2 separate regions of the Homo sapiens genome follow, and region 1 is linked to region 2. A link is a contact called in ENCODE Hi-C or POLR2A ChIA-PET data. All regions are on one chromosome and are shown on one strand. The core of a region is the stretch at or near the end of the contact, and the rest is flanking DNA. Distances in the headings are between cores, read along the strand shown.

Region 1 (5,154 bases), core at 2,327-4,826, 79 kb after region 2:
TGCTTTTATTCCAGACGTGCTGCGTGTGGAGCTTGGGGAAGCAGCAGTTATTTCAAACCCCACAGGCAGTAGGATGGGAGTCTTACCATGGTGTCAGGGTTCACTCAGAAAACGGGTGGAGTAGAAGAAACCAGATGGGCCTCAGTTCTTACTAGATGCAGGCCCATCCTTTCCTCAAGAAGCCTACATGTGGATTTTCCTGTAATGCTGCTGCGAAGTATGAAAATCATAACATTTCTATAGAAAGTAAATTTTAGTTGTCCATTATACCAGGATGGCTTTGTTCAGCTCAACCAGGCAGACAAGCTGGAGACTGAGGATGGAGACTGAGATTCAAAACCATGAGGCAGGAGGTGGTGAATCTCCCAGGCACTGGGGGTGCTCAGAAGGAAGCTGGACCACCACTTAGTTGGAATGGAGACAGGAGGAGAGAATATTCCTGAGTTAAGGAGAGAGTTGACTCATTAACCATTGACAGCCTTGATATTCTAGGAGGGCGCCTCCCAAGGGGAGGGAAGTGAACATGTAGGGGCAACTTATTGGAGAATTGGAGAATCAGAATTGCAAGTTCTTTTTGTCATTGACTTTGTGCCATTTTTATAAAATGCCTCTGGAACTGAATGTGCTTCCTCACTCTCTTTTGCATATAGCAACAGAGAGGAATATTATTCCATTTACAGGCTTTGTACCTTTGCCAAATTAAGAGGAAGCTTGCCTTTGTAATCAGGGTATGGTAGAAAGCACAAAGCATCTACTGCTTATGATGGTTTCTTCTAGATGAACTTGTCCATTTCCTGAACAATTCAGAAAACTGAATTTAGAGTTGAGATATATTAAGAGGCCTCTGCCTAAGAGTGCTTTTATGCTGGTTGGTTTCAAAAAAGAGACTAGAAAAGTAAAACCATTTCTTGTTCAAAGAGTATTCCCTAGCCAACATGCAGCATGTCACCAAGGCTGTCTAGACACTCAAGGGACTTCACCTATGCCTTGTTCAAGATTCTCCAGAAGGTCTAAGTAGGCCCCTTTGAATGCATGATCACTATGTGAGCTCAGGTGAGCCACTGGTGTCTTTGGTGGAATTCTGCAACCGTTTCTATTCTTCAGCACCTTCTATAACACTTCAGCCTACCTACCAACTGTTTCTGAGTGGGGGGAGGATCTTTCTAAGTGGAGGTTCTCCTGCCACCGGGAATGTGGCCAAAGAATATGTTCCACCTCCTCCTTATACATCACCATCTGGGCTGTCTCTCTAAATCTGTCCATCAAAGAATGCCCATTTCAGGAGTTCATGTCCTGGGTGAAGGTGAGAAACATTTAACTTCTATAAATCCCCAAAACATTTGTATAGATCGTGTGGGGAATGATACTTTTCACCTCAGATGAATGTAGGGACTAAATAGAGCAGAGATTTAATTCAATGTTGCTTACTTGCTTGCCTGCTGTGGGAGGTTCAGTCATCAGAGAACCAGTTCATGAGTTTGGTCTGATTTCCTGTCCTTTGGGTAGGCTGCAATCTTTAGGAGCAAGAGAAATTACCATCTGTTAGCTTCCTTCAAGTGGCTTACCTACAGTCCTTCGGTGTCATCTTTCTTAAGGAGAGTCTGGGTCATCCAGTTTCTCCACCACCAAAGGAAATACAGTCCTCTTAGAGAATTGGTCAGTGAAATATAGGGGTGCCAAGAAACATCAGAGTAAAGAAGTGATGGCCCCCAAAGGCAAATGCCCCCATGTGAGAGGGGGAATGGAAGGCACTGCTTTCTTCCTTGCCTGAGGCTATGAAAATGTCCTTTGTGTCAACAAAAAGGTTTTCTACATTACTGGCCATTTAGGTCATATTATTCACAATGTTTCAAAATTGTGGTTATCAGCTGATGTAGATTTTGGCATTCTCTCTGAAGCCATGCAGCATTTGTTCCTCACTGCATTTTCACCATTATAAAATACAATTCCTATTTAAATTAATTAAAACATGGAAAATCTAAACTTTATTTGGAAAGATGGTTGGAGTTTTTGTTTTTGTTTTTTATAATTTACGGCTTGGCACTGCAATATTCTTCAGCTGGATTTATGTTGACCCATTTTAGAAAACGTAGTTACTATAAATCTGTTGTTGTTGTTTCTGTTTTTGTTATTCAACCCAAGCCTTTGGAATTATTCTAATCCACAATATGACTCATGAAGTATCACTCTTATCCTTAAGGCAAGTGGTCCAAGAGTTGAAATATTTGTAATTATCTTTCAGACTCCATGATCCTCCAAGCTATTACTTCATTATAACTCCATTTCTGAAAGACAGTTTGTTTCTCTTTTTTTCTGATATACTAAACATTTGATAGACAGGTAGCTTTCATATCTTGAATTTCTTATTTAATGTTGATATGAGAACAGTTGCTTGCAGTTCTTCCCCTGATGCACCATCACCCATTTGTCTGCCCCTGACCATGGACACCGATAGACATTTCCCAGGCTTTCGTCACCATGGAACAGCTTGCTTAGGCCACAGCATCAGATACTGGGGGTAGTGAGGAAGCCACCAACCCAAGAGAGTTGGGTTCTGATGCAAGTCATTTCATCTCTCTGAGACTCAGTTTTCTTGGGTGTACAATGAGAGTTTGGGTTAGTTCAGTGAATACCAAGAGTTCACACAAGTAGTAACAGGATCAGCAGCAATTTGGGCCGATATTTATCGAGCAGCTACTTCATGCTTTTTAATATGGCAGGGACTAGTTAGTATCCAATGGAGTATGGGAGTGGGGAGACGGACTAATAAATGAATAATTCTGACTGATTAATAATATGGTGAGAACTCAGTTCAGGAGAAGCAAGGGAAGCTTTGGAAGCATGATAAGAGGCCACAAGTTTTTCCAATATTTCAAAAACTTAATGAAATACCTACATTTCTTCTGATAAGAAGAGCTGCCTCACAGAAATACCAAGTTTCTTTTTGGTACTTGGAAAAGTGTCAACTGAGTGTGGTAAGATTGGTTCTATTATGGTGTCCTGGATTGCTGGTTGGTAGTTATAGCCACAGCTAGCAACTCTGGCACCTGTGCCAAACAGCATGCCATGAACCCTAAAACCAACTTTTAAATTCACATTGTGGATCACAGATGGATATTATGAACAATGTGTACCATCTGTTAGCTTTCTATCTTAACTATTCATTCTTGCTAACTAGATGCTGAGCTTTTAAAATCATTGTTTTAAATTTATGTGACCTCTGAATGTTCATAACCTGGGACAAAAAGTTCTGGTCATCTGCCCTCATGATCATCTTGATTTTTATTTAAAATGAGAAAATTGAATGTTACTTAACAACAATGTGTTGCATAAACTAACATTTTTCAAACATGAGGTCCATGAAATAAAAATTAGCAAAAAGAGGCCTCACTGGTGAAAAGACTCTATGCACCATTACCAGATGGTAAAGGTTTTGAGTTCCAAAACTTTGTATTGTTCTCCATCATGCCTGCAGCTCTCGATGCTTGGCACGTAGTGGCCACGTGATAAAAATGTACGAGGAAGCATGCCAATGGGCCGGCGACATTGTGGCATTCCAGTTTGGTTGCTAGTGTACTTCCAAAAGGCTAGGCAGAGGCCAAAGCTAGGACAAACTCCAGGATGTGTTGTCAGTTGCATGGTCAGAGCCATGAGCTAATCTGAGATCTCCTTGGCACGTTCCAAAGCTCTGTTTTGCGAATCAAAATCTCCACGGACACCTTGGGCGTTATTGTCCCATGGGAACGGTCCTGGTTTTCCTATTGTATTTTCTGACGTTGTTAATGTTGTTTCTTGGTTACTCCTATCTTTTAATTTTTGTCAATATTCCTGTATGTATAGATTTTTTTCTTTTTTTTAAAAAACAGAAATATCTTGCAGGGTCACTGGGCAGGCCAGAACAGTGACAGTGGCCCAAGTAACTGTTGGGGAAGACTGGGCAGGCTCTGTAATGCCTTGATTCATTTCTCTTTGCTTTGGGCTATGAAAACAAGTGGAGGAAGAAGAAATATCACAAGGCAGAATTTGCTTCCTCTTCTTTTTTAATATTCCCTCTTCTTTTCCCCCATTTCAATTCATGAGACTCTCTAGGACACACTCTCCTCCATGACTTATCTCCTGTTTGTAGTCTTATAACATCTGTATTTCATATAAACTCACATCTTTTCTTACTAAACAATTTAAACTACTTTGTTAGTTTAGATGTTAGAAAAAAATAGGAAACGATGTTTATATAAAGCAATTCAGAATATATAAGAGAGAGAAACATGTTTTGAATTTAGAAAATTAGAAATTGCGTGGATAGGGAAGAAAAATTTTGAAGTCAGGCATCAGAATGAGATCTGGAATGATTATGAGTTCTTTGTTACTAAAGCGTAAAATGGGATTTAAAATATATAATGGAAAAGTTAAAGTAGTTTAATTTAAAACTACTATACTAAAAAGGTTCACCACATTTGAAAAGCTAACATATTTCAACAACTACCTACAATGATAAATATTTATAACATGATAGACTAAGTGTTAAACTTTCATATAGAATGCACTCTTACAAACCAATAAGAGAAAGTAGGACATAAATAAGTAATTGCAAAAGAAGAAATCCAAATGGCTAATATGCGTGTGGGAAAAATGTACAACTTTACTGGCAATCAAACCAATTCAGATTTCAAGAAAGGAAATCCAATATTTGTTTAGAAATTGGCAAAGATTTTTTGAAAATGTAATACCTAACCTCAGTGAGGGACCCAGCAAATGACCACTCATTGTCTATAAAAGTACAATTTGAGGCCGGGCATGGTGGCTCACACCTGTAATCCCAGCACTTTGGGAGGCTGAGGTGGGTGGATCATTTGAGGTCAGGAGTTTGAAACCAGCCTGGCCAACATGATGAAACCCCACCTCTACTAAAAATACAAAAATTAGCCAGGCATGGTGGTGGGCACCCTGTAGTCCCAGCTACTTGGGAGGCTGAGGCAGGAGAATCTCTTGAACTCGGGAGGTGGAGGTTGCAGTGACCCGAGATCACGCCACTGCACTCCAGCCTGGGCAACAAGAGCGAGACTCTGTCTTGAGGGGAAAAAAAAAAGTACAATTTGTTGGACTTTCTGGAGGGCATCATTCAGAGCTTTTAAGAAGTTCTCTTTGAACTCACCA
Region 2 (4,740 bases), core at 1,810-4,309:
AGAAAGTAATGTGGGAGCAGAGTGCCTGATGCTGCTTGCTTTGGACAGGGCATTTATGATCCAGTTTGCCACTGATGATGTTTTTTTTGTTTTGTTTTGTTTTTCCCCAGCCTTCGCTCATCCATATTCCCTACCTATCCCTGGTTGGTCCTGTGTTTATGACTCCTGCTATGAACACCTCTTGGCATTGGTGATGAGAACTTGAAGTGTTTCTCAGAATGACTTGAAGATAGCGTTATGTCCAATATCACTCCCCAGGCATTAAGCAGAGAACCAGCCATATGTTCAGTGCCACATTTTACCCCTTAAGGATCTCCAAAATATTCTGTATTATGTGGCTTCATGTTTCTCTTCATAGTTTTATTTCTTCTTTTTCCAATTATCACAGTAAGATGTTTCTGCCTAATTAGAAACCATGCCACAATGTTAACTACCTACTTGCATGAATCTTTTGTGCAATAGAATATAAGTTTGCCTCTCAGCAATAGAATATAAGTTTGATCTTTTCCTATCCCTGAAAATAATGAGTTCAATCAGATGGCTCAGATAAGCCAATTTCCTGGGCTTGGTCACCCTTAATCTTGAACACTCATCTTAAGGTAATTGATTTAGGTTAGCTTCTGGGTTCAGACCAGAGTTTATTTGTATCCTCTCCAGAGAAACTACTGTGTCACAGTTTTTATTTTCTTGGACTATCCTTTAATTCCTTAAGTGAAAGAGGGGCAAGTAGGTGAGCTATTCTAAAAAGGAGGTAGACAACAGTAAAGGATGTCTTAATGAGAGAAACCAGAGGAATAGGACTGATGTGGTATTAACTTGGCAAAAGACCAGGATTGGAAACCTTCTAAGTAAACTCTATTCTTCATACCTCTCTTTCCCAGATATTTAAGTTTAGTATTCTATTCTTAAATAATAGCCCCAAATCACTCAGACAGATGGTCACTCAGAGACCTACCTACTATGCCTTACTAGTATCAGCACTGACAGCAGTAGCTGCTCATCCCTGGTGTTCTCTGTAAGCCAGGCATGGAACTGATTACTCTACATACATTATCTCATCGAACCTGCATGAAACCCTACAGGGTAAGCATTGGTAGGTCCATTTTACATATGAGGAAACTGAGGCTTGAAGATGTTAAATAGTTGTCCAAAGTCACACATCTATTAGGTGGCCAAGCCAAGGCACCTGGTCAATATTTGTTACTAGGGTGTCATTTTACACTTTGCTCTAGTCTGAACGTTTGTATCCCCCCAAATTCCTATGTTGACATCCTAACCTCCAAGGCGATAGTATTAGGAGGCGGGCCTTTGGGAGGTGATTAGGCCATTAGGTTACAAGGGCATCATCCTCATGAATAGAATCAGGGCTATTATTAGAGGCCCCAGAGAGGTCCCTTGTCCCTTCTACCTCGTGAGGCTAAAGTGAGAAAGCAGGCCCTCACCAGACACCAGATCATCTGGTGCCTCGATCTTGAACTTCCAGCCTCCGGGCTGTGAGACACAAATGCCTGCTGTTTACAAGCCACCCAGTCTAGGATATTTTTGTTATAGCAGCCTGAATGGACTAAGAGACACATTTTTAAAAAGAGAATGAAATGTTAGCATTAAAAAAAAAACAGGATAGATAATAAAGGATGAATCATTTAGAATAGGTTGCAGTCTGCTTAGGTGTGTCTGAGTCCATGAAAGATGGTGATCCATGCATAAAGGGTGCATTCCTGGGTCAGAGGGTATGTTCAACAGAAGGCTGCAATAGCTGATGTCCATGTCAACTACAGCAGCTGAGAACACATCCAAGGAAGGAATACACTTTCAATTCCATAATTGACTTTTTCTGATTGACCCAGCGAATCAAATTGCTACCATTTCAAAGGAGAACTTTTCCTTTTTCTATTTCTTTAAGCATCAGCCTGTTAGTTTGAGTGTTATCTCCTAGCCTATTCTGAATTTCAACAGTATTATCCATTTTTTTTAAAAAAAAGTCTTAGAGCTTCATGTTTTAAACTTGTAAAGAGTACTTTGAGGATCTTTATTTTCTTCTTTCTGTTAATTATTATTATTTAACTAATTTATTTTTTATTCACATATTTTCCTCTGGCCAAGATCCAGAGATTCTTTAAAGAATTTTTTATTAGAAGCTTCTAGCCATAAGAACTAGAGTAAAATAAATTATCACTTTCATAAATTTATCATCAAAGAATGAAAACAAAAATGTAAAGAAGGGATGGAGAATGTGTTTTATGACAATAACGTAACACGCTTCTAATATTTGGCTATAAAACTGATTGTAAACATATTTTAGAACCAGAAACATATGGAATTACATGATTATAGGACAGAAAAATTCACAGTGGTTGACTTATAATATCATGTGGCATAAAAATGTTCATTGCTAAGAATGGAGAGAAGAAGCCAAGTATGGAATGAAATTGGAAGAGGAACCTCCTCTCAATTTAGTTTTGGCAGGACGAGGAGCCCCATATGTGCCAAGTTTTAACTGAAAGCTAATTATAATGGTCACATTACGAATTGTGCAGAAAGAGGAAGGTTGTTGACTTGGCACCTTAGATACATAGGTAACTAGATTTTTTTTTAAAAAAAAAGCAGTGTAAGCATTCCTTTTTGGTAAAGAGCATCTCATTAAACTGTTAGCTACAGAACGTTTAAGCCTGCCATCTTTAACTGGTATTAAGAAGTTTAAGAAATTACAAATGAAGTATTTTAAAGAAAAAGAAAGTTAAAACAGAAATAATGTGCCATACTCGATAATTGCAATAGATGGAATGAATTTATTCGTTTTTACTTCTGTGATGGTTTATTCTCTTGCTTAAAATATATTATTTAAATGGATGACAGCAAAATATTTTGGTGTCTCTGATACAATGGAAAACACCTGATAAAGACACAATGACTTCTGTGGCTTCAAATGCATCCAGGGCTGCAGAGATATCCCCTGTTTCGTTTGAAGAGGGCGCTCTTGTAAAGAAAATATCCTTGCCTAGGCCCTGCTGAGAAACTGGCCCAGCTCCCTGAAGTCAGCGTCACCATGGAGATCTTATTCCAGTGAGGGGGAATGGATTCCACGGTCCTGCTTTGGAAATGTGTAAACAGCAGATGCTTTTATTGCCTTTGTTTGAATCTCTGCCCTTGCAGAGCAACACAGGCCGGAAGCTCAGAGGAGAGGAAGTCCATATTTGTCTGTAGCGTTTTGTTTCCTCGTAAGCAGCTTAGTCTCTTGGGACGACTGTGCGTAATGACAAGTTAATGGAAAAGATATGAATTCAGATTTCACATAAAGAGAGTCAGAAAAAGGAATATGTCTTCCTTGAGCCAAAGGAATAATTCGAACTTCCTTCTTTTAAAAAGGGGGGTTTATTAGACACCGTTTTTATTATATACTATTAATATACAATATATGTGGTAACTATTGATCATAATGATTTTATCAGCTGAAATTTATAATATGCAAATGTGAGGGTGCATGATAGACTCATTTTCCTACAGCTTGGTAGTTAACAGCCTGCATTTGGGTTCTAAGTGACCTCCGTTCAAATTCCTACTGATTTTCTGTTTAACCTGGCTGGATTTTTCATCTGTAAAATGGGGATACTAATACCAATAAATTATTGTCAAATAGAGTTTGTCTCTTTCAGAGTTGAAAGGATTCAGTGTTATCATGTATATTGAAGATGAAATGTAGTAATGTATACAGAACTATTCCTGTTGGTACATCACACCAAAAAGAGTATTTTCATATTTATTTTATCTTTATCATATAATTACTGTGATAAAGCATATTAGAACCAATGCAGTAACTGATAAGCAAGAGAATTTAAGTCACTCATCCAAGTTCATGCAACAGTTATAGGCCAATATGGGCTCAGAACCCAGGTATCCTGACCCTCGTTCAAGGACTTTTCCCAGCACATCTGGCAATTATAATCACCCATGTTTTTTGAGGTATTGTGGGTATGGCATAATGCTAAGCACCATCACATAGAGTCTCATGCAATAAATGGACTGTTTTTCATTGGAGTTAAAAAAAATTCAACATTGGAGTTAGATTTCCGTATAATAACCAAAGCACTAAGTAAAAACTGAAAATTAGTCAACAGAATATTAAGTGTCATGTACTATAAACAGATTACCTGGCTTATGAATTGCATATATTACACATACAGTATCTTTTGCAGTGGAGATATTTCAACAGAGAGCAGTTTTCTCAGAGGAATAAAAATCTCTGGTTGTCACGAAACTAGAAGTTGGTGACAGATCTCAAGAGGCCCTGAGTTAAGACAGTGGTCCTTAGCACATTTGTTATATCAGGTGAATATGCTTACAAATGACTTTTCGCAGCATCATTCTGTGGAAGCCTAATGGAAGTCAGTGGTATAAACCGTGTCCCACCTTTGTGTTAGCAGCTTCTACCAGCTTTCCACCCATTCTCTGATGCTAATTCAAAGTGTGTCTTTCTTTCATCAAAGTAATGATACTGATAGAATCCTTATTCCCAAAGCAAGAATAGGCACGCGTTTGCTACATTTTCTTCAAATCAACTTAGAAAAGAAGCATGTTGGTATAAAACTTAGGAGGTACATACTGTGTGTTTGCTTTTTTAAACATTTTTTCCATTTATATTACGTATGCACTCGATTTATACTTATTTAGAAGTAAAAATACATTTGGGCTAATAAAAAAAGCTAAACTTTATTGAGGACTTATTCTCTTTGGATTCATCGT

What was found. A loop is a pair of places that touch in the nucleus more often than their neighbours do. ChIA-PET counts read pairs that join two places held with the same protein, here RNA polymerase II (POLR2A). Pooled maps may share reads with other maps.
Region 1: a map of heart right ventricle shows a loop between it and region 2 (4-fold over the local background). The contact joins two enhancer-like sites. A Hi-C loop is called at or near these places in 14 of 168 maps with a recorded cell type or tissue (Right ventricle myocardium inferior, dorsolateral prefrontal cortex, gastrocnemius medialis and 5 more) and 12 of 50 pooled maps. POLR2A ChIA-PET finds 5 or more read pairs at or near these places in 1 of 52 experiments (activated B cell).

The regions. Positions count from the first base shown.
Region 1 is chr13:35,873,318-35,878,471 of GRCh38, reverse strand. The region is part of intron 4 of DCLK1 (doublecortin like kinase 1); the gene reads left to right. The region is part of intron 1 of LOC105370163 (a long non-coding RNA gene); the gene reads right to left. Among named protein-coding and RNA genes, the nearest start is that of LINC00445, 180 kb to the right of the region's middle. Within about 2 kb of position 3,576, at least 5 of the 41 ENCODE cell types and tissues checked have a DNase peak (open chromatin) inside an H3K27ac peak, as active enhancers do; they include dorsolateral prefrontal cortex and heart right ventricle, where a contact is called at or near this core.
Region 2 is chr13:35,952,075-35,956,814 of GRCh38, reverse strand. The region is part of intron 3 of DCLK1 (doublecortin like kinase 1); the gene reads left to right. Among named protein-coding and RNA genes, the nearest start is that of DCLK1, 180 kb to the left of the region's middle. RefSeq lists enhancers at 2,899-3,008, 3,039-3,168. Within about 2 kb of position 3,059, at least 5 of the 41 ENCODE cell types and tissues checked have a DNase peak (open chromatin) inside an H3K27ac peak, as active enhancers do; they include dorsolateral prefrontal cortex and heart right ventricle, where a contact is called at or near this core.